Linked DNA regions of Homo sapiens: region 1 is linked to region 2. Evidence: read pairs that join two places in POLR2A ChIA-PET (ENCODE). Cell type or tissue: B cell. All regions are shown on one strand. Region 1 overlaps CDH23 (cadherin related 23). Region 2 overlaps UNC5B (unc-5 netrin receptor B).

Region 1 (4,000 bases), 390 kb after region 2:
TTTAGAACTGACAGGGGTGGGGCTCTAGGCCAGGGGTGGCCCAGGGGCTGGAAGAGCCGTTGTTCTCATGTGCAAGGAGGAATCTAGCTGTACCTGCCAGCAGCCAGCCCAGGGCCAGAGTTTGGGCTCTGGGAACCACCTGACCCTGAGCTGCCATAGCATACTTCAGTATCTTTGAGGAGAGTCCTAGAAGCTTTTGTCATCATCCTGGTGGACCTACGCAGGGGTCCAAGTGGGCATCCCCAGCATGGGAGCTGGGGGTGTGAGTGCTGGAGTGAGCCTGGGGCTCAGCTGGAGGACCAGCGGGGAGCCTGGGGAGCTGGCAGCTGTCGGCAGTCCCAGCTGCTGCCGGCACACTCCCTCTTCCTGGGCCTCCCCATCCCTTCCTGAGGCCTGCATGTTTCCCCAAGGCTGGTCCTACCTCCTAGAGCTGTAGCCTGCCAGAGGGTTACCTGACTCCCTGCTGACACCTCACCTGGCTCTGGTTATACGGAGAGGCCAAAGCTCTTTAGGGCCAGCCAGACCTAGCCTGACTCCTTGGTGCCCACCTTAGACATCTGGCCAGCCCACCTGCCTCCCTGCAGCCTCCTGCAACCTGTCTGTGTTCCTTCCAGGATGAGAATGACAACCCTCCCACCTTCAGCAAGCCCGCCTACTTCGTCTCCGTGGTGGAGAACATCATGGCAGGTACAGGCTCAGGTCGGGGGGTGGGGGGCACATGGAGGTAGGCAGCCAGCAGTCACGGCACCCAGGATGTGCAGACCCCGGCTCTGCACACAAATTGTGGGAGGTCCATGGCCTTCTCTTTCCCCGGCCAAGCTCCTTGACAAATCGGGGAGCCTTTGGAAACATCTAGTTACCTGCCAGCTAACAGCTAGTTCCAGAGCACCTGCTATGTGCAGGTGCTGTGCTGGGCACTTGGTTCCTGCTCTCCTCTAACTATAGTCTAGTGGGGAAAGAATAATGATCCATGATTAATTAAGCAATCTTGATTAAACAGTCTCAAGTATACAGAGGGCTCTGAGACTATAGCACTGTGAGGCAGGTCCCAGGGGCCATGATTTCAGAGGGGTGGCCTTACAGCGGGGCATGTGTTCCTATGTGAGGATGCGATTGAGAGGCTAATCTCTGGGCCAGGCTCAGGTTGCAGGGCTCAGTTTGCAGACCCAGCACCACCAGCTCCACACTCAGGTTCCAGGGGATCTGTTCTGCCCTTGAGGCAGGCTGGCAGCTTCGCCCTTACCCTCAGAGCAAATGATCCTAGCAAAGAAAACGCCCATATCAGGAACTGCTGCAGTGGCTGAAGGAGACAGGAAGGCTGGAATCAGGGACAGTAGAGTCATGGATGGTGGAGTCATGGATAGTGGAGTCAGGGACATTGGAGTTAGAGATGCTGGAGCCAGGGATGGTAGAGCCAGGGATGGTGGAATAAGGATGGTGGAGCCAGGGGTCGTGGAGCCAGGGATGGTGGAGCCAGGGGTGGTGGAGTCAGGGGTGGTGGAACCAGGGATGGTGGAGTCAGGGATGGTGGAGCCAGGGGTTGTGGAGTCAGGGGTGGTGGAGTCAGGGGTGGTGGAGCCAGGGGTGGTGGAGCCAGGGGTGGTGGAGTCAGGGATGATGGAGCCAGGGGTGGTGGAGTCAGGGGTGGTGGAGCCAACGGTGGTGGAGCCAGGGGTGGTGGAGTCAGGGGTGGTGGAGTCAAGGGTGGTGGAGCCAGGGGTGGTGGAGCCAGGGATGGTGGAGCCAGGGGTGGTGGAGTCAGGGGTGGTGGAGCCAACGGTGGTGGAGCCAGGGGTGGTGGAGTCAGGGGTGGTGGAGTCAGGGGTGGTGGAGTCAGGGATGATGGAGCCAGGGGTGGTGGAGCCAGGGATGGTGGAGCCAGGGGTGGTGGAGCCAGGGGTGGTGGAGCCAACGGTGGTGGAGTCAGGGGTGGTGGAGTCCAGGGGTGGTGGAGTCAGGGATGGTGGAGCCAGGGGTGGTGGAGTCAGGGGTGGTGGAGTCAGGGGTGGTGGAGCCAGGGATGGTGGAGCCAGGGGTGGTGGAGCCAGGGGTGGTGGAGCCAGGGGTGGTGGAGTCAGGGGTGGTGGAGCCAGGGGTGGTGGAGCCAGGGGTGGTGGAGTCAGGGATGGTGGAGTCAGGGGTGGTAGAGTCAGGGGTGGTGGAGCCAGGGTTGGTGGAGTCAGGGATGGTGGAGTCAGTATGGTGGAGTCAGAACTGGTCTTTCCTGGCACCACGAGGCCTTCTAAAGAGAACCTCTGGGTACCACTCTGGCACCTGACAATGAGCTGGGTGGGTGCTGGGCTGCACCCAGCCTACCCTGCCTGTCCTAGTCAGGCATCCCCTGGAGAATGTCACTGCTAAAGAGCTGCCTCCAGCACTACACCCCCATCCCTGGGGACTGTGTCAAGGAGAAGCCTTCACTATGGCACTTAATTCTCTTCAGGGGTATGTTATGGCTCATGTGCCTGTCCTCCTGCTCAAGGCAGGCCTGAGGGTCATATTTGAGGCCCCAGGGCCACAGGGCCACTATGGCCTGCCTGGCCCCTTGCCCCTCGGGACTGCTGATTCATCCGCTGGATGGTCACCACCAGCCCTGCAGCCCAGTGGAGCTCCCTGTGGGGCTCAGCCTGTGGCCTCAATGCTTTATCCCTCAGGATCCCAGCAGCAAACTCACAAGTTAGAGGGTATCTTTAGACCCGGTCCCAGGGGAAGAAGTGATGCTCAGGCAGGTGAAGGCGCCTGCCGAGGCCCTGAGGGGTCCAGTCTGGGTGTGAAGATTCCAGGAACCTGTGCACCGGACCTCCTCACCACTGGGCCAGAGCTGGCAGTTGGGTGGCAGGAGGGGCTGGAGCCAGAAGCCTTGGTGGGCACAGCTTCAGGACAAGCTGTTCTCAGGGTCTGGACAGGGTGGCTGGAAAAGCTGATACCTTGAGTCAGGATTTCACGGAACTGGAAATAAAAGTGAAGGCCTTAACTGAACATTAAAGAGAAAATAAAAACCCTTATAAATTCCCCTGAACGAGATAAAACTAGACTGAAATTGAATACAGTAAATGTAGAATAATTTAATATGGAATTTCATGTCTTTTGACTCCAAGTGACAGTTGGCCAATCTGAGTGTATTTAATATAGTGGCCAGCCAAGCAGGGGCCAGGGAGACAGGAAGACATCAGAGGGCCCAGTCCATCCCTAAGCCTCTCATGAGCCTTGTCCCCACCCAGCCCAGCGATCTCAGCTCCAAGAGCAACGATTGAGCCGCCCTTGTCCCAGGGATGTCGCAACAGGCAGGCCTCCCACCTCCCTGAGAGCTGGTCACTGGGAGGGTCCCACGTCCTCCTCTTGGGCCAGCGCAAATGCTGCTCCCAGGGCTGGGGCCTTGAAGCCAGGGGCCCAGGGTGAGCAGCACCCCCTGCCCCCACCTTTTTCCCCCTGAAGGAGCCACGGTGCTGTTCCTGAATGCCACAGACCTGGACCGCTCCCGGGAGTACGGCCAGGAGTCCATCATCTACTCCTTGGAAGGCTCCACCCAGTTTCGGATCAATGCCCGCTCAGGTGAGCCCCCCCACCCCAAGTACCCTGGTCCTCCACACCCTGAGGCTGACTGTCCATACCCGGCCCCAGGACCAGCCTCTGGGCCCAGGTCCCCTTCCTTTCAGTTTTGAGCAGACCAGCTTTGAGCACCAGTGTAATCCATGAAATATTAATTTGAGTGTGATTACTGATCTTACCCAAAAAATCACAACGTGAATTGACCCAGTGAAGGACGTCTTTCAAGGGTGAAGAGTTGTATTATGTTTTAAATGTGCTCCATCTTACAAAGAGCTGGTTAACACACCCCTCTTCAGGAACACCTTTATTAAAGCCTCAGGGTCCCCCTCCCTCAGCTGCTGACCTCATTCTTAAAGCCTGGCTCCTCTTCTTACACGGATGTGTGCCTCAGTTTCCCCACCTGTAAAATGAGGAAGATCATATTAGGGCTGTTGTGTGGATTAAATGATAC
Region 2 (4,000 bases):
TGATGCAAGGACCAGGCCTGTGGTTCTCAACCGTTAAAAATCCGGATTGAGATTTAAAAACCCAGGCCACCCAGGGTGACAACACTAGATCCTCCTCTTGGGGCATTGTAAAGAGCACTGGATACAGGTCTGGACCCAGGTCTGCCACTAACTTGGCATGTGGCCATGAGCAAGCCACTCCCCTTTTCTAGACTTCACTTTCCACCTGTACAAGAGGGTGCATGTGGATTAGACTGTGGCTGGGCCTCCTTGGGGCTTCCTAACCATGAGGCTGCATCTGCATTTGCCTGGGGCCTTAGGTAAGCATGGTGCACCCCCTGAGGCCTGAAGGGTGGCCATGCAGGCCTTGCCCTTGGGAACCGACCCTTCAAGGGAGAAGCCCCTGCCTGAACAGTGGGAGTCTGTCCAGAGGAGGTGGGAGTGACTCAAGGCTCAATGAGCTCACAGTCCAAGGGGAGGGAGGCTGGAGGGCAGATGCCCAGCACTGTGCCCCTCTCACTCTTGGCCCCCACCCTTGCAGACACCTGCTGGCTCCCTGGACACTCTCTGCTCTGCCCCTGGCAGCACTGTCACCACCCAGCTGGGACCTTATGCCTTCAAGATCCCACTGTCCATCCGCCAGAAGATATGCAACAGCCTAGATGCCCCCAACTCACGGGGCAATGACTGGCGGATGTTAGCACAGAAGCTCTCTATGGACCGGTGAGTATCCCAAACCACAGCCCATCCCCATCTGCCTTCGTCCTCAAGGTCTCACAGGGGCAGGCAGGGCAGGCAGCCTGACAGCCACGACCATCTCCCAGACCAGCTGCCCTTTTGCCACCATTTGTGGCAAATCAGCAACTCAGGATTGGATATGCAAAGTTCAAGAATACTGCTCCCTTGAGGAGCATCATGCTCAGAGCACTGGTCCTTGAGCCAGGCAGACTCTCAGACCCTGCTCTTTTCCCATTGTGTGGGGATAATGCTCCACCTGCCCATCTCACCGAACAGCAGGAGACTCAAAGCCAGGGCATCAGCTTGGTGCCATCATTGTCAGCACCTGGTATCTAGGACAGAGAATGTGCTGCGAGATGCTTGCTGACTGACCAAGATACACTTTGGTGTCAAAACTCCTTTGGAGAACCTCAAATGCTGGATAAGTGCTGGATAAATATAAGGCCAATGATAATAAATATTATACTTATTGAAAGATGTGTAATAAACCTGCATTGAGTCTCAAAAAATAAATAAATAAAATATGCTTTAGATAAGACATTTTACTAGAAATGAATAGGACTTACAAAGATGGCTAAGGCTTTATTCCTCCTATCAGGGGAGTTCATGGGAGCAGGAGGGAACACGGGTGGGAGGAATGACCACATGCTAGACGTGGTCATTCTCTCTTGGGGCCAGTGTCTTTCAATGATAATAATGATGATGATGAACAAGATGGTTACATGCTAGAGACAACGCTAGACCCTTACTTTATATGATCTTGGATCTTGCTGAGCGGTAACTGGCATTGTTCCCATTTTAGAGACAAGGAGACTGAGATTCTGAGCCATAGGTTCTGAATTGCCGAGAGCCACACAGACTGCAGCACAGTAGCTGCAATTCAGACCCAGGACAGTGGGACACCAAAGCTCACAGCCTTCCCACTTCCCCTTGTGCCCCTTCACCTCCAGGCTCCGGGGAGGGGCTAAGTGCTTGGGAACCTCAGTGCCCTCCTTCCCTCTGCCAGGTACCTGAATTACTTTGCCACCAAAGCGAGCCCCACGGGTGTGATCCTGGACCTCTGGGAAGCTCTGCAGCAGGACGATGGGGACCTCAACAGCCTGGCGAGTGCCTTGGAGGAGATGGGCAAGAGTGAGATGCTGGTGGCTGTGGCCACCGACGGGGACTGCTGAGCCTCCTGGGACAGCGGGCTGGCAGGGACTGGCAGGAGGCAGGTGCAGGGAGGCCTGGGGCAGCCTCCTGATGGGGATGTTTGGCCTCTGCTTCCTCCCAGTTCACAGCCAGAGTTGCCTCTCCTCCTCCTCTTCCCCAACCCCCAGACCATGACCAGCCTTAGAAAATCCATGTACTCTGTTGTTAGAGGGCCCAGAGTTCCTTCTCCACCCCCGCTCTCTCTCTCTTGGCCTGAGATCTCTGTGCAGGAACCAAGATGGGGCTGAAGCCTCTGGAGGCAGTTGGTTGGGGGCGGGCAGGCAGGAGGCCCTCCCTCCACCCCCCCACCCTCAGCCCGGCAACTTCTGGGTTCCATGGGTTTTAGTTCCGTTCTCGTTTTCTTCCTCCGTTATTGATTTCTCCTTTCTCCCTAAGCCCCCTTCTGCTTCCACGCCCTTTTCCTCTTTGAAGAGTCAAGTACAATTCAGACAAACTGCTTTCTCCTGTCCAAAAGCAAAAAGGCAAAGGAAAGAAAGAAAGCTTCAGACCGCTAGTAAGGCTCAAAGAAGAAGAAAAACACCAAAACCACAAGGGAAAAGAAAAACCCAGTTTCTTAGGAAACGCAAACGATTTATTATCCAGATTATTTGGATAAGTCCTTTTTAAGAAAAAAAAAGAAAATGAAAAACAACACAAAAAAAATAGAAAACTCTTTTCTTGAGTGTGGATGAGAATGGGCACGCTCACACTTCTGGCCAGGAGTGAATGTGCCTGTGTGTGTGTGTGTGTGTGTGTGTGTGTGTGTACATGTACGCGTGTGCATTGAGGAGAGAGAGACTGAACAGAGAGTACTTTGCTGCTAACGAATCCATCTTGGACTAAATTCTGACAAGGCCTCAGTTTCCCCAGTTGTGCAGGGAGTAGGTCAGACAGGGTTTTCACTGTCTAGATTTAGCTGGTTAGATTTTCCTCTAAAATCTTAAGCAGATGCTGAATCCATAAAGCCAAGGAGTGCTGAGGGCTGGAGTGGGTGGGCCCTCCCTCCCACAGCCCCAGGGAGATACATCTGGACTCCTGGGAATCTGGATTAAGAAAGTTGGGATGAAAGAGGAGGACTGCTCAGGCCAGTTGTGAGCCAGGGAGAATGTTCCAGTCTGGTTTTGGTCTGGTGGCTCCTAGAAAGGGATGTGGCCCAGAAGTGGGACTCAAACAGAGAGATGAAGTAGGGGAGGGGAGTCCTCCACGGGCATCTCTCTCCTGGCGGCTGGATAGCTTTACCCTAGGGTGGGGCCAGCCCTGACACCCTCATCCCCTCCTCAGCCCAGCAGCCTCTAGAGCAGCGTGGTGCTCTCTTGATGGCCAGGAATCCAGAATCTGCCCTTCCCCAACCTTGGTTTCTCCTTCTGTAAAGCAGAGTGATGGCTGAGAAGTCCTCTCTAGCTGCAGAAGCCTGAGCTTCCCGGTGTCAGTCAGCTCTGCAACGTGGGAGCCTTGGAGGCGGGTGGCCTGGCTGTGCTTCATATGCCCAGGAGTGGAGAAGGAGGCTGAGAAGCTGGTTTCCCAGCTCTGATCTCCACAGGCACCTCCTATAACCCTCCTCTCACCCACCCCGCTACGGTCTGAGAGATCTGAAATAACCTTTCCCAGTGGGCAGGGTTGCCAGGGTTGAGGGGACAGCACATACCACCCCCACCCAACCTGTTCGAGGGGCCCTGCATGGCACGGGATGAGTCCCTGCCCTGTGCAGCTGCCTGGCAGTGGCTGGGACAAGGATCTTGCAGCCAGCACAGAGGCCTCTTCAAAGGCCTCTCCCTCTTGGCACTCCAGGCAAGGCAGGTGCCCGCTTCCCCAACACCTCCAGGCAGTGACCCTAGGGCATGCCCCAGCAGGTCTCCGAGCAGCCACTGGGACCCGTCTCAGCACATCCTGGCCTTTGAAAGTCTGATATCCTGAGAGGAGGGCAGGTTTTAGGGCCGCAGTTCCAGCCAGCGTCCCCAGCCTGGCTTCCCTGCCATGGACTCAGTAGCTCGTGGGGCTTCTTACCACCCACCAGCCCCGCTGGGGTGCGGCCTGGCTGTGGGCAAAGGAGGACTTGCCTGGAGATTTGAGAGAAGATTCCTTCTACCAGGGC

What was found. ChIA-PET counts read pairs that join two places held together with the same protein. Peaks named below come from ENCODE experiments on the same cell type or tissue, not always from the same donor. Only the 100,000 strongest peaks of a DNase experiment are listed, where the experiment ranks them.
Region 1: POLR2A ChIA-PET joins it to region 2 with 8 read pairs; 2 of 35 experiments call an interaction of 5 or more read pairs at or near these places.

Annotation. Positions count from the first base shown.
Region 1 is chr10:71,687,033-71,691,032 of GRCh38, forward strand. CDH23 (cadherin related 23) reads left to right here. Exons shown (of 70, transcript NM_022124.6): 19 at 615-687; 20 at 3,436-3,552. Among named protein-coding and RNA genes, the nearest start is that of C10orf105, 31 kb to the right of the region's middle. RefSeq lists an enhancer at 299-813. In B cell, no CTCF peak of the experiment used is centred here; no DNase peak of the experiment used is centred here; H3K27ac peaks cover 1,575 bases.
Region 2 is chr10:71,297,389-71,301,388 of GRCh38, forward strand. UNC5B (unc-5 netrin receptor B) reads left to right here. Exons shown (of 17, transcript NM_170744.5): 16 at 521-702; 17 at 1,724-4,000. The coding sequence ends at 1,889. Among named protein-coding and RNA genes, the nearest start is that of SLC29A3, 20 kb to the right of the region's middle. In B cell, no CTCF peak of the experiment used is centred here; a DNase peak (open chromatin) is centred at 2,211; H3K27me3 peaks cover 839 bases.